Regions from separate parts of the Homo sapiens genome. Here region 2 is linked to region 1. Evidence: read pairs that join two places in POLR2A ChIA-PET (ENCODE). Cell type or tissue: OCI-LY7. All regions are shown on one strand. Links, peaks and the distances in the headings refer to the core of each region. The heading gives the core; the rest is flanking DNA.

Region 1 (5,451 bases), core at 207-5,206:
AGGGTCCTGCCTTAAAGTCATCAGAGAGAGGACGGCCCTGCCAACACCTTGACTTTGGACTTCTGGCCTCCAGCACTGGGAGAGAATACATGTCTGCTGCTGAAGGCCACCCAGCTTGGGGTCATTTGTTCTGGAAGCCCCAGGACACTGACACAGGGCTTATGGCTGTCAGGGCAGGCAGGACGGTGTTGGCCAGGTGGCTGAGATGCAGCAGAGCTGGGTACATGTGGGCATCAGGGAGACTGGACTCAACCCCAGCTCTGCCACCCGGAGCTGACTGGCTTTGGATCAGCTATGTAGCCTCTCTGTGCCTCAGTTTCCCTTTCTGTAAGTTGAGGATACTAATAAGTGCCCCGTGAGGCTGCTATAAGAGTTGAAGGAGATGATGCAGCAAACTAACACAGGAACAGAAAAACAAACACCGCATGTTCTCACTCATAAGTGGGAGGTGAACAACGAGAACATGTGGACACAGGGAGGGGAACATCACACACCGGGGCCTGTTGGGGGTGGGGGTTTAGGGGAAGGAGAGCATTAGGAGAAATACCTAATGTAGAAGATGAGTTGATGGGTGCGGCAAACCACCATGGCACATGTATACCTATGTAACAAACCTGCACGTTCTGCACATGTACCCCAGTATAATAAAAAAGTATAATAAAAAAGAAGAAGAAAAAAAAATGGGAGGAGATGATGAATGCCTGCAACACCGGCCTCACACACAGTAGATGCCCAGATATTGTCATTCCTTTTCTTCTCCATTGCCTGGGCCCCAGCCTCATAACAGCCTGGGTTCAAGGCCAACTCTGCCCACCTCAGCTATATGACTCAGCAAATCACAAACCTCTCAAAGCCTCAGTTTCCTCATTTGTAAAAGGGCGCTATTAAGAGATCAAATGAGACATTGCATTCAAAGTCCTTCACCTGTTCCCCAGCTCATAGGAAGATCTCATCTGAAAGTGGTTAAGCAGTCTATGGCCATACCACACTGAACGCACCGGATCTCATTTAAAAGTGGTTAAGCAAGCGGCCAGGCGCGGCGGCTCACACCTGCTTTGGGAGGCCAAGGCAGGCGGATCACGAGATCAGGAGTTAGAGACCAGCCTGATCAACACGGTGAAATCCCGTCTCTACTAAAATTAGCTGGGCTTGGTGGCACGCACCTGTAACCCCAGCTGCTCAGGAGACTGGGGCAGGAGAATTGCTTGAACCCCGGAGGCTGAGGTTGCAGTGAGCTGAGATCGTGCCACTTCACTCCAGCCTGGGCGACAAAGGGAGACTCCATCTCAAAAAAACCAAAAACAGACAAAAAAAGAAAGCGGTTAAGCACATTGAAACTACTATATGTTGAAGGACTATAGACCTGTAACACTTTGCCCTTCAAAGCGGGGTCCATGAACCACGGCATGGGCACTGCCTGGATCCTGGATGGAAGCGCAGAATCTTGGCCCGCCTTAGAGCAGATGAATCAGAGTGTGCCCGTAATGAGACCCCCAGGTGAGCTGTATGCACAGGATTCGGCGTTTCCAACCTCTCACCGCTCTCAGATGCACCCAGGAAAGTGCTTTGATCACAAAGTCTCAGACCTCCACCTAGGACGAGGTAATGTGGATTCACTAGGGACAGAGCCTGGGAAGCTGCGTGCTCAACAAGCTCCCGAGGTGATTCTTCTTACCTGGACGCCTGGGAAACACCTAGCAATGAACCAGCAGGAGGAGGCTGGATAGCCTGGCCAGGAGTTTTGTTGATCATGGTAGCCTGGCCAATTGGGTGGGCATGTGGCCTAGGGAAGGGTTAAAGAGACCAGATGAGAACGCTTGATCCTTGGAGATCAAGGCTGCAGTGAGCCGCGATTGCACCACTGCACTCTAGCCTGGGCAACAGAGTGAGACCCTGTTTCAAAAACAAACAAAAAAAACACACACACAAAAAGCCAGGTGTGGTGGCTTATGCCTGTAATCCCAACACTTTGGGAGGCCGAGGCAGGCGGATTGCCTGAGGTCAGGAATTCGAAACTAGCCTGGCCAACAAGGTGAAACCTCATCTCTACTAAAAATACAAAAAAATTTAGCTGGGCATGGTGGCACGTGCCTGTAATCCCAGCTACTAGGGAGGCTGAGACAGGAGAATCACTTGAACCCAGGAAGCAGAGGTTGCAGTGAGCTGAGATTGTGCCACTGCACTGCAGCCTGGATGACAGAGCGGGACTCTGTCTCAAAAAAAAAGAAAAAGAAAAAAAAAGTACAGTACAGCTAGGAAGCTAGGAGCCACTGATGAGGGCGAAAGTCCTGGAGGGGAAATTCAAGAAAGGATGAAGGACGGTGAACCAATCCAGAGCAAAAGTAGGGCCTGGTGCGGTGGCTCATGCCTGTAATCTCAGCACTTTGGGAGGCTGAGGCAGGTGCATCACTTGAGGCCAGGAGTTCGAGACCAGCCTGGCCTCGTGCCAGGCCTCGTTCAAGCCAGCCTGGTGAAACCCCGTTTCTACAAAAAGTATGACAAATTAGCTGGGCATAGTGGTGCACACCTGTAATCCCAGCTACTTGGGAGGCTGAGGCACACGAATTGCTGGAACTTGGAAGGCAAAGGTTGCAGTGAGCCCAGATCACGCCACTGCACTCCAGCCTGGGGTGACAGAGTGAGACTCTGTCTCAAAAAAAAAAAAAAAAAAAAAAAAAAAAGCAAAAACTGCCGGTTTTGTCTGGATTATACAGTACAGCTGGCCTCACACACAGCAGGCATTTTGTTGATCACGGTCGTCTGGCCAATTGGGAGGGCATGTGGCCTGGGAGAGGGATAAAGAGATCCGGTGGCAAAATGTCCAGCACACAGAGGGAGGAAGAGTAGTTCCCCAGAGATGTGCTGAATGAATGAATTAGCGAGTGAGTAAAGAATGAATGAATGAATGATCAAATGGCAACAGAACCCTAGAAAAGGATGGAAACCTCTCAGGATTCCTCTAAGAGTGTCCTAGCCCCTTGGGGCAACAGTATCTGCACAGCCAAAGCCTGTGCTTCATCTCTCGGCCTGCATTTCCTGCCCAAATTTAGCTAATAGGCATGTGAGTACCTAACACACACCAGGCTCTGAACTACACACCATGGCATCTGTCATCGCGTTCAAGCTCCTAAGCCCCACCACAGCCCTCCCCGAGGTAAATAATCCTCATCTACAAGAGGTACCCTCCTGCCTCCCTGTTTATTACCTTTGTAGCATAGTCTGTTCTCTGAAATTACCGTATTCATTGTTTGCCTCCTTGTCTCCTCTAGTAGAACATAAACTCTGTGAGATCAGTGTCCTGGTGACACGGCTGGGTCCGTAGCTCTGGCATCTTCATCTATCTCTCTGTTTCCATCATCACACTGCCCTCTTCTTTGTGTCAAATCTTCCTCTGCCTCCTGTTTATAAGGACCTTTGTGATTGTATTTAGGACCCACCCGGATAATCCAGGATAAACTCCCTATTTCAAGACTCTTACTCCTTCACATCTACAAAGTCCCTCTTGCCATACAAGGTTCCCTTCACGGATTCCAGGGATCAGGTCCCAGAAAGCTCCAGAGCCATGTCCAGATGACAACACAGGACCTCACAGAAGGCATCCTTCATGGTGCCTGCTGGAAGCCAGGTCCTGAAGGGTGTTATCCGCAGCTATTGCCTGCCGAAGGAGCTGCAAAAGGGAGCCTCCGGTGACTCGGGCAGTGGGGATGCAGCGGGCTGCAAGGAAACCACTGAAGGATGGAGGGCCAGGTGTCTGCCTACCAGGGCCATTGCACAGCTAGTAGTGAACTTCAGCGCTGCCAGCTATGGAAGACTGTTTTGCTTTCTTTACAGCACCCCCTGTCTTCATCCATATTCTGATCCTTATAACAGAATGCCAGAAACTGGGAAATTTATAAAGAAAAGAATTAATTTCTTACAGTTCTGGAGGCTGAGAATTCCACAGTCAAGGGACTGCATCTGGTGATGGCCTTCTTGCTGGTGGGGACTCTGCAGAGCCTCAAGGTGGCACAGGGCATCCCATGGTGAGGGGGCTGAGCGTGCTAGCTCAGGTCTCTCTTCCTCTTGTGAAACCACCAGTCTCATGACAACCCATTCATCCATTAACTCATGAATGCAGTAATTCATTCATGAGGGCAGAAGCCTCATGACCCCTCTTCTTAAAGTCCCACCTCTCAATACCGCCACATTAGGGATTATGTTTCCTTTCTTTATTTTTTATTTTTATTTTTTTAGAGATGGGGTCTTGCTATATTGCCCAGGCTGGCCTCAAACTCCTGCTCAAGCCATCCTCTTGCCTCAGCTTCCCAAAGTGTTGGGATTACAGGTGTGAACCACCGCACTTGGACAGGATTAAGTTTAAACATGAGTTTTGGAGGGGACAAATATTCAAACCATAGCACCCTTCTAAATCACAAACACACTGGGGGAGCCAAGAAGAGCCTAGTGCAGGAGAGAGGCCTGCACAGGGTGAGCAGGAGAGAGGAAAAGTCCAGCCCACTCCTCCATGCCCAAGACCTGGGGCAGGGGAGAAGTTTTAAATCAGACGAGAGCTCTCAGGCTTGAGAGCCAACTGGACCTGACTTTGAATCCCCAGATAATGGCACATTTCACACTGTCTCTCCGGAGCATGGCTGGAAGGGCTAAGGGATCTGCAGGATTTCATCCTGAGATGGGTTGAAAGGGACAAAGATGAGAAAGAACTTGCTTCCATGACCCTTCACTGTGGCCATTGTTCAATAAACTGACTTTGCTCTCATCCTCCCTCCTGGGGGGCTTGAGCAGGCCTCACTTTAAGAAAAAGCTGAGGCCAGGCCCGATGGCCCATGCCTATAATCCCAGCACTTTGGGAGGCTGAGGCGGGTGGATCACCTGAGGTCAGGAGTTCGAGACCAGCCTGGCCAACATGGTGAAACCCCGTCTCTACTAAAAATACAAAAATTAGCTGGGTGTGGTGATGGGCGCCTGTAGTCCCAGCTACTCAGGAGGCTGAGGCAGAAGAGTGGCGTGAACCCGGGAGGCTGAGGTTGCAGTGAGCCGAGATTGTGCCACCGCCAGCCTGTGTGACAGAGTGAGACTCTGTATCAAAAAAAAAAAAAAAGAAAGAAAGAAAGAAAAAGAGAAAGCTGATAATAACACCAACCACCCACCCCCGCCACTACACACACCCCATAGGAGAGCAGCAATTCCTTCCTTTACGAGAGGATTCTCCCTGGGCATGCATGACGTGCCAGCTGAGCCTGGGAAATCTGGCCTACTTGGCAGCAGCCACATGGCCATGGATTCTCACCAGCCTGACCGTAACCAGTCTTTTTTTTGTTGTTGTTTTTGAGACTGAGTTTCACTCTGTCATCCAGGCTGGAATGTGCAGTGGCGTGATCTCAGCTCACTGCCACCTCTGCCTCCCAAGTTCAAGCGATTCTCCTGCCTCAGCCTCCCGAGTAGCTGGGATTA
Region 2 (5,304 bases), core at 15-5,014, 110 kb before region 1:
GTTGATGTTTAATTCTCACTGAGACAATGAGATGGCTTCCCAAGTCACGCCTCTTTCTTGATTCTTTTTTAATTTGCTTAGGCATTTACAGAGTACATTAAATAGTAAGTAGAGTTCAAAGCTGCCAGATGCTGTTGTGCTCACAACACAGACTTTTGTTGGGGAGGTTTTTATTAGAATGCTGACGGACCACTTGGAGACTCTGATGGAAGCAATAGGCATTCTTGCCAGAAAAATGTACATACACAAAATTCTATATGCAATTTCACAGAGCTCCTGAGTCCCCCACACAAATCTTGGGTTAAGCAGCCCTATAGTAAGGCAGAAATCATGCCCTCTACCCTTAAGGGCATATACATTCATTGAGAGACCTAAAAAATGCACAGGAATATTTAACAAAACCTACATTTACATATGAAACCATCTAACCTTGGGCTATTTATTGCCTCTGAACCTTAGTTTCTTCACGTGTAAAAATCAGGAAACTCGGAATTGCTATTGTAATTACTAGCAGTACATATGTAAAGTGCTAGCAGAGTACCTGCACGCAGTAGGCACTCAGTCTCTCAGTCAGTGGTCACTATCTTACCAAAACCAGTGGCACAGACTTTAGGTCTGGTAAGGCCTTTTAGCACACTTCTGTGTGGTAGTTCCCAGGAGAAAGGCATCTTTGTGGCTAGGAGTCATAGGTTTCCTGGAGACAGAAAGTTTGACTCATTGTCTAAGGGACCCTTAGAATGTGAGTGGCCAAGGGGAGAGGATGGGGCACTACAGGCTGAAAAGCAGCACAGGTTCAAGCAGGGAGGAGTGTGTGATTTCAGTTGTTTAAACATGTTCGCTGAAGGTCAGCTTGAGCATTGGATGCTGTTAACACAGATGGGGTCAGCACTCAAGAAGTGGCTGCGTCAAATACTATCCTTAAGTGTTCTGATAAACCATAAATTATTTGACTATAGATTTTCTACAGGTTTAATCTTTCACTCTTGCGAAGCCTGATACATCTTACTGTTTTAAAAATGTAGTGTCACTTGGCACAAGACTTGTTTTATAGCTGTGTTTTAAAAAATACTCTCAATAAAGAAAGTGTTGTGAGGAAGCTGATGAATTGCTCTTTAGGATAATTGAGTGCGAAGGCCTGAACATTGTCTTTTTCTGTTACAGCTCACAAGGAGATACATTCCCAGCAAGTGAAGGAGCACAGGACCGCTGTTTTGGATTTCATTGAAGATTACTTGAAAAGTATTTCATTTTCTTTTAAAGGTCAAATGTAACATTTCACAATAGATGTGATGCAGAATTTAGCTTTGCTAGCTGAAGACTGTAGTATCTCATTATATTTAATGATGGCTTTGCCTGAGAAGCTGTTTTAAGCAGTCTCTCTTCTGGTATTTTCTTCTGCAACAGGAGTATGTAAACTTTACTCAGAACAGAGAGCCATCCGAGTTAAAAGAGTGGTGGATAAGAAAAGATTGTAAGTATTGCTTTCATTGGTGTTTCTTAATTAATAATAGTACTACTAATAATAGCAGTTAAAGTTTGTAGAGCACTTACCCTATGCAATGTACCGTGTTTGAACTTCTTCGCAAAATGCCATAGCTGGCGCTACCGGGCACTCACTGTGTGCCAGGCAGCATGCCAGCCACTTTATTGGCCCACAACAAACCCCCATGAGGCAGGTACTGTTTCCTCCCTCATTTTACAAATGAGGAAGTTGAGGCTCAGGAGGCTTGGCCACTCACCCTAGATCCCACAGTCCCACAGGTAGCATAGCTGGGGTTTGAGCCTAGGCTGTTGGTCCAAAATCTGTGCTCTTGCCCATTTTGTCTCTTAACCCGATGAGGCTGGCACATCTTGAGCCATTTTACCTCAATCTCTTTGACCCCCATACCCCTTCTTGTCGTCCCTGAAAGTGTATTCCTGAGAGAAGAGCGAGGGCACAACAAGCAGGCCACCACAAGGCTGTCCTCAGGTCACCTGTGACAGACTTGCTCGATGCCACATGCTCTGAGTGCACACCTCCCTCCAACCCCACTACCTGTCCCATGCAGGCACTATTAGGAGCCCTGTCAGCAGGTAAGGACGCTGACGCTCCAGCAGGGTAAATGACTCATCCAAGGCCACAGGAAGCAGGAGGGCCAGGCTCCTGTATTTTCCATGGCGCCTGCCTGGTTTCCCCTCTGGGCTCACATGAGCATCTGGAATGCAAGAGCTGTGTCCTCACAGTCGTTCCCGCTGCAACTCAGCCAGTCTTGGAGATGGAATACATCAGTGAGCAAGTATCCAAACCTGGACCATTTCTAGACTAGCTTTAGAAAGGTTTTAGGATGTTCTTTCAGAAGATAACATCACATAACTGTTTGGGGACACATTTTCTTTTTTGTTTTTTTTTGTTTTTTTTGTTTTTGAGACAGGGTCTCACCCTGTCTCCCAGGATGGAGTGCAGTGGCACGACCTCCTGGGCTCAAACAATCCTCCCACTTTAGCCTTCCGAGTAGCTGGGATTACAGGCATGTGCTACCATGTCTGCCTATTTTTTAATTTTATTTTATAAGGGTGGGATGTCACTATGTTGCCCAGGCTGCTGTCAAACTCCTGGGCTCAGGCAATCCCCCTGCCTCCCAAAGTGCTGGACTACAGGCGTGAGCCACCATGTCTGGCCCACATTTTTTAAATTCTTACTGTGTCAGGGGTCCCCAGCACTACTCTCTGGTTCTAGGATTCACTAAGAGGTCTCATGGGACTCAACATACAGTCCTGCTCCTGGCTATGATTTGTCACACTGAAAGGATACGAAGCAAAACAGCAAAGGAAAAGGCATGTGGGACAAAAGTCCAGAGGAAACCAGGCATGAGCTTCTAAGAGTACTCTCCCAGTGGAGTCACACAGCATGTGACCTATGACAACACGTGAAGTGTTGTCTACCAGGGAAGCTCATTAGTAACTCATTGCCCAAGGATTCTGTTAGGGGCTGGTCACATAGGCACCTCACACCTGGCATCTACCGAAACTCTAGACTCCCAGGAGGAAAGCAGGTGCTCAGCACTGAACTGCATTCAAACCGCATGTTTTGCAAAACAGTTCAGGCACGGCGAGCTGTTTTTATCAATTAGGATGGCATGAACTCTGCCAAAGTCCAACTTCTCAGATGCCAGGCAAGGGTTAACCTTGCAAGCAGGCCTTTCTAAGGATAGCAGCCTCAGGCCTACTACATGAACCCTTTTCTGCACATTTGTGAAACAGATGTGAAATTGTTAATGCCAACAAATAGAAGCATTTGTGGAAGATAGTAAGCAGATCAGTCAAGTTATCTGTCAGCAACAGCTACTATTATATAATGCACTGAGAGGGTAGCTTGAGAGAAGCCATAGATTAAGTCTTTGTGCTTAGAGAGCTTAGAAGCAGGCTGGGTTGCTATTAAACATGAAAAATTAGTCAGCTTAATCAGGATATGTCATAATTAGTGAAATCGGTAGTAAGCTCAGAGGGGGAAATGGTACGATCAAGTGGCATAGTATAATGCCTAAGAGCCAGACTCTGCAACCAGACAGCCTGTGTTTGAATCCTGGCTCTGCCACTTTCAAACTGTGTGACTTTGAGCAGGTTGCTTAACTTTTCTGGGCTTTTGTTTCCTTACCTATAAAATGGGAAAACTCATAGTACCTAACTTGTAGTGCTGTTGTGAGAACAAAATGAAGATACAGATAAAACACTTACAGTGAGTTAATAAATGTTAATTTGTACTATTATCTACCACTAAGCATTTACCATGTGCCAGGCAGTATATTATTTTATTTCATTAATCCTCAAAAAGCCACCATATCTTTAAATATTAGTATTTCATTTTCTAAATTAGGATATTGGGGCTCAGCAAATTTGGGTTAGCTGTCCAGCATCACAGCTGAATCAAGATTTGAATCTCAGGGTAATTGGAGCAGATTTCTCAAGCAATGGGGTTTGTGTTGGCTGTCAAAAGAAAAATATCTGGGTGTGTGAATTAGAGAGATAGAAAGCAGTCCAGACTTGGGGAAGAGTTTGAACTGAAGATCTGGGACACGATGAGACCAGTTAGCTCCAAGACATTACGGAGAAGGAGGTAGGCCTCTGATGATGCGTGATTTGTCATCAAGATGGTGTGGTGGTCACTGGGTCTCACACTCACCAGGGAGAGGAATGCGGATTTCTCCTTCACTATCCCAAGTGGACTTCACAGGTACCCAAGTAAAGTAAGAAGAGATTTTTGCTGCTACCTTAGTTCTTGTTTCTCAGCAGAGGCCTTGACTAAAATACAAATTAATATCAGTCAGATGGGAATTGTTCTCATTTAGACAGCGAAGTATAGCCTTGTCTCCTGCCACATAGTTAGCTGCCCTGTGCCAATTACTTTGCACAAAAGACCTTGAGGGAAATAATGATGTGACCCTTCACAATGTAGTTCAGCACCCTCCTTCTTGTCCTTTCCTCATCTTTAGGCAGAAGGCATCTGCCTAAAACGTACATGTGATTTTATCACTCCCTTGCTTCCATGTCTTACAAAGGCTAGACAGCATGGCATGTGCCTGGACAACAGCCACAGTAACTCACCACAGTAGTGTGACAACTCCTGAGCTTGTCTATACTCTGTCCAGCGAAATGAGACCACTGATTAAATGGCAGTGTCATTTATGCTATGTTTCTAGATGCTTACTCTTCATTTTTGTACTTATCTTGTAGCAGACCAGTAACAAACAGTCCATGGTCTGGTTCTGTTCCATGGACCACACTTGGAGTAGCACTGGGTTAGAAAGTCACCTAGTATGTAGTGTATGCCCAGTAAATATCTGTTCAGTGAGTGAGTAGTGGTGAAGGTGGCTTCATTGAGGTAGTGTGAAGCATCTCCTGCTTTGGGGGTCCACGGTACCTGTGCCTGAGTGGACACATTTGTCTGAAAGCTAGTTTTAAAATTATAGTACTATGATATTATATATCAAAAATATCTTCTTTCTACCCAGAGCCTTTGCTGGAGGCATAAAAGAAGGACAGGCGTACCTCGGAGATATCACAGGTGTGGTTCCAGACAGCAACAAAGTGAATATCACAATAAAGCAAGTCACAAAGACATTTTGGTTTCCCAGTGCATATAAAAGCTATGTTTATACTATAAAGTGTGCAATAACATTATGTCTAAAAAAAATCATGTGCATACCTTAATCAGAACATACTTTATTGCTGAAAGTGCTAATGTTTGTCTGAGCCTTAGGTGAGTTGTAATCTTTTTGTTGGTAGAGGGCCTTGCCTCAGTGTTGATGGCTACTGACTGATTGAGGG

What was found. ChIA-PET counts read pairs that join two places held together with the same protein. Peaks named below come from ENCODE experiments on the same cell type or tissue, not always from the same donor. Only the 100,000 strongest peaks of a DNase experiment are listed, where the experiment ranks them.
Region 2: POLR2A ChIA-PET joins it to region 1 with 11 read pairs; 2 of 35 experiments call an interaction of 5 or more read pairs at or near these places.

What each region holds. Positions count from the first base shown.
Region 1 is chr4:4,340,700-4,346,150 of GRCh38, reverse strand. No RefSeq gene overlaps it. Among named protein-coding and RNA genes, the nearest start is that of NSG1, 44 kb to the left of the region's middle. In OCI-LY7, for the core only: a CTCF peak has its summit at 3,846; DNase peaks (open chromatin) are centred at 450, 1,040, 3,040, 3,730 and 2 weaker places; H3K4me3 peaks cover 2,209 bases; H3K27ac peaks cover 3,876 bases.
Region 2 is chr4:4,453,358-4,458,661 of GRCh38, reverse strand. STX18 (syntaxin 18) reads left to right here. Exons shown (of 11, transcript NM_016930.4): 4 at 1,162-1,239; 5 at 1,405-1,471. Among named protein-coding and RNA genes, the nearest start is that of STX18-IT1, 26 kb to the left of the region's middle. In OCI-LY7, for the core only: no CTCF peak of the experiment used is centred there; a DNase peak (open chromatin) is centred at 3,031; H3K4me3 peaks cover 1,346 bases; H3K27ac peaks cover 2,216 bases.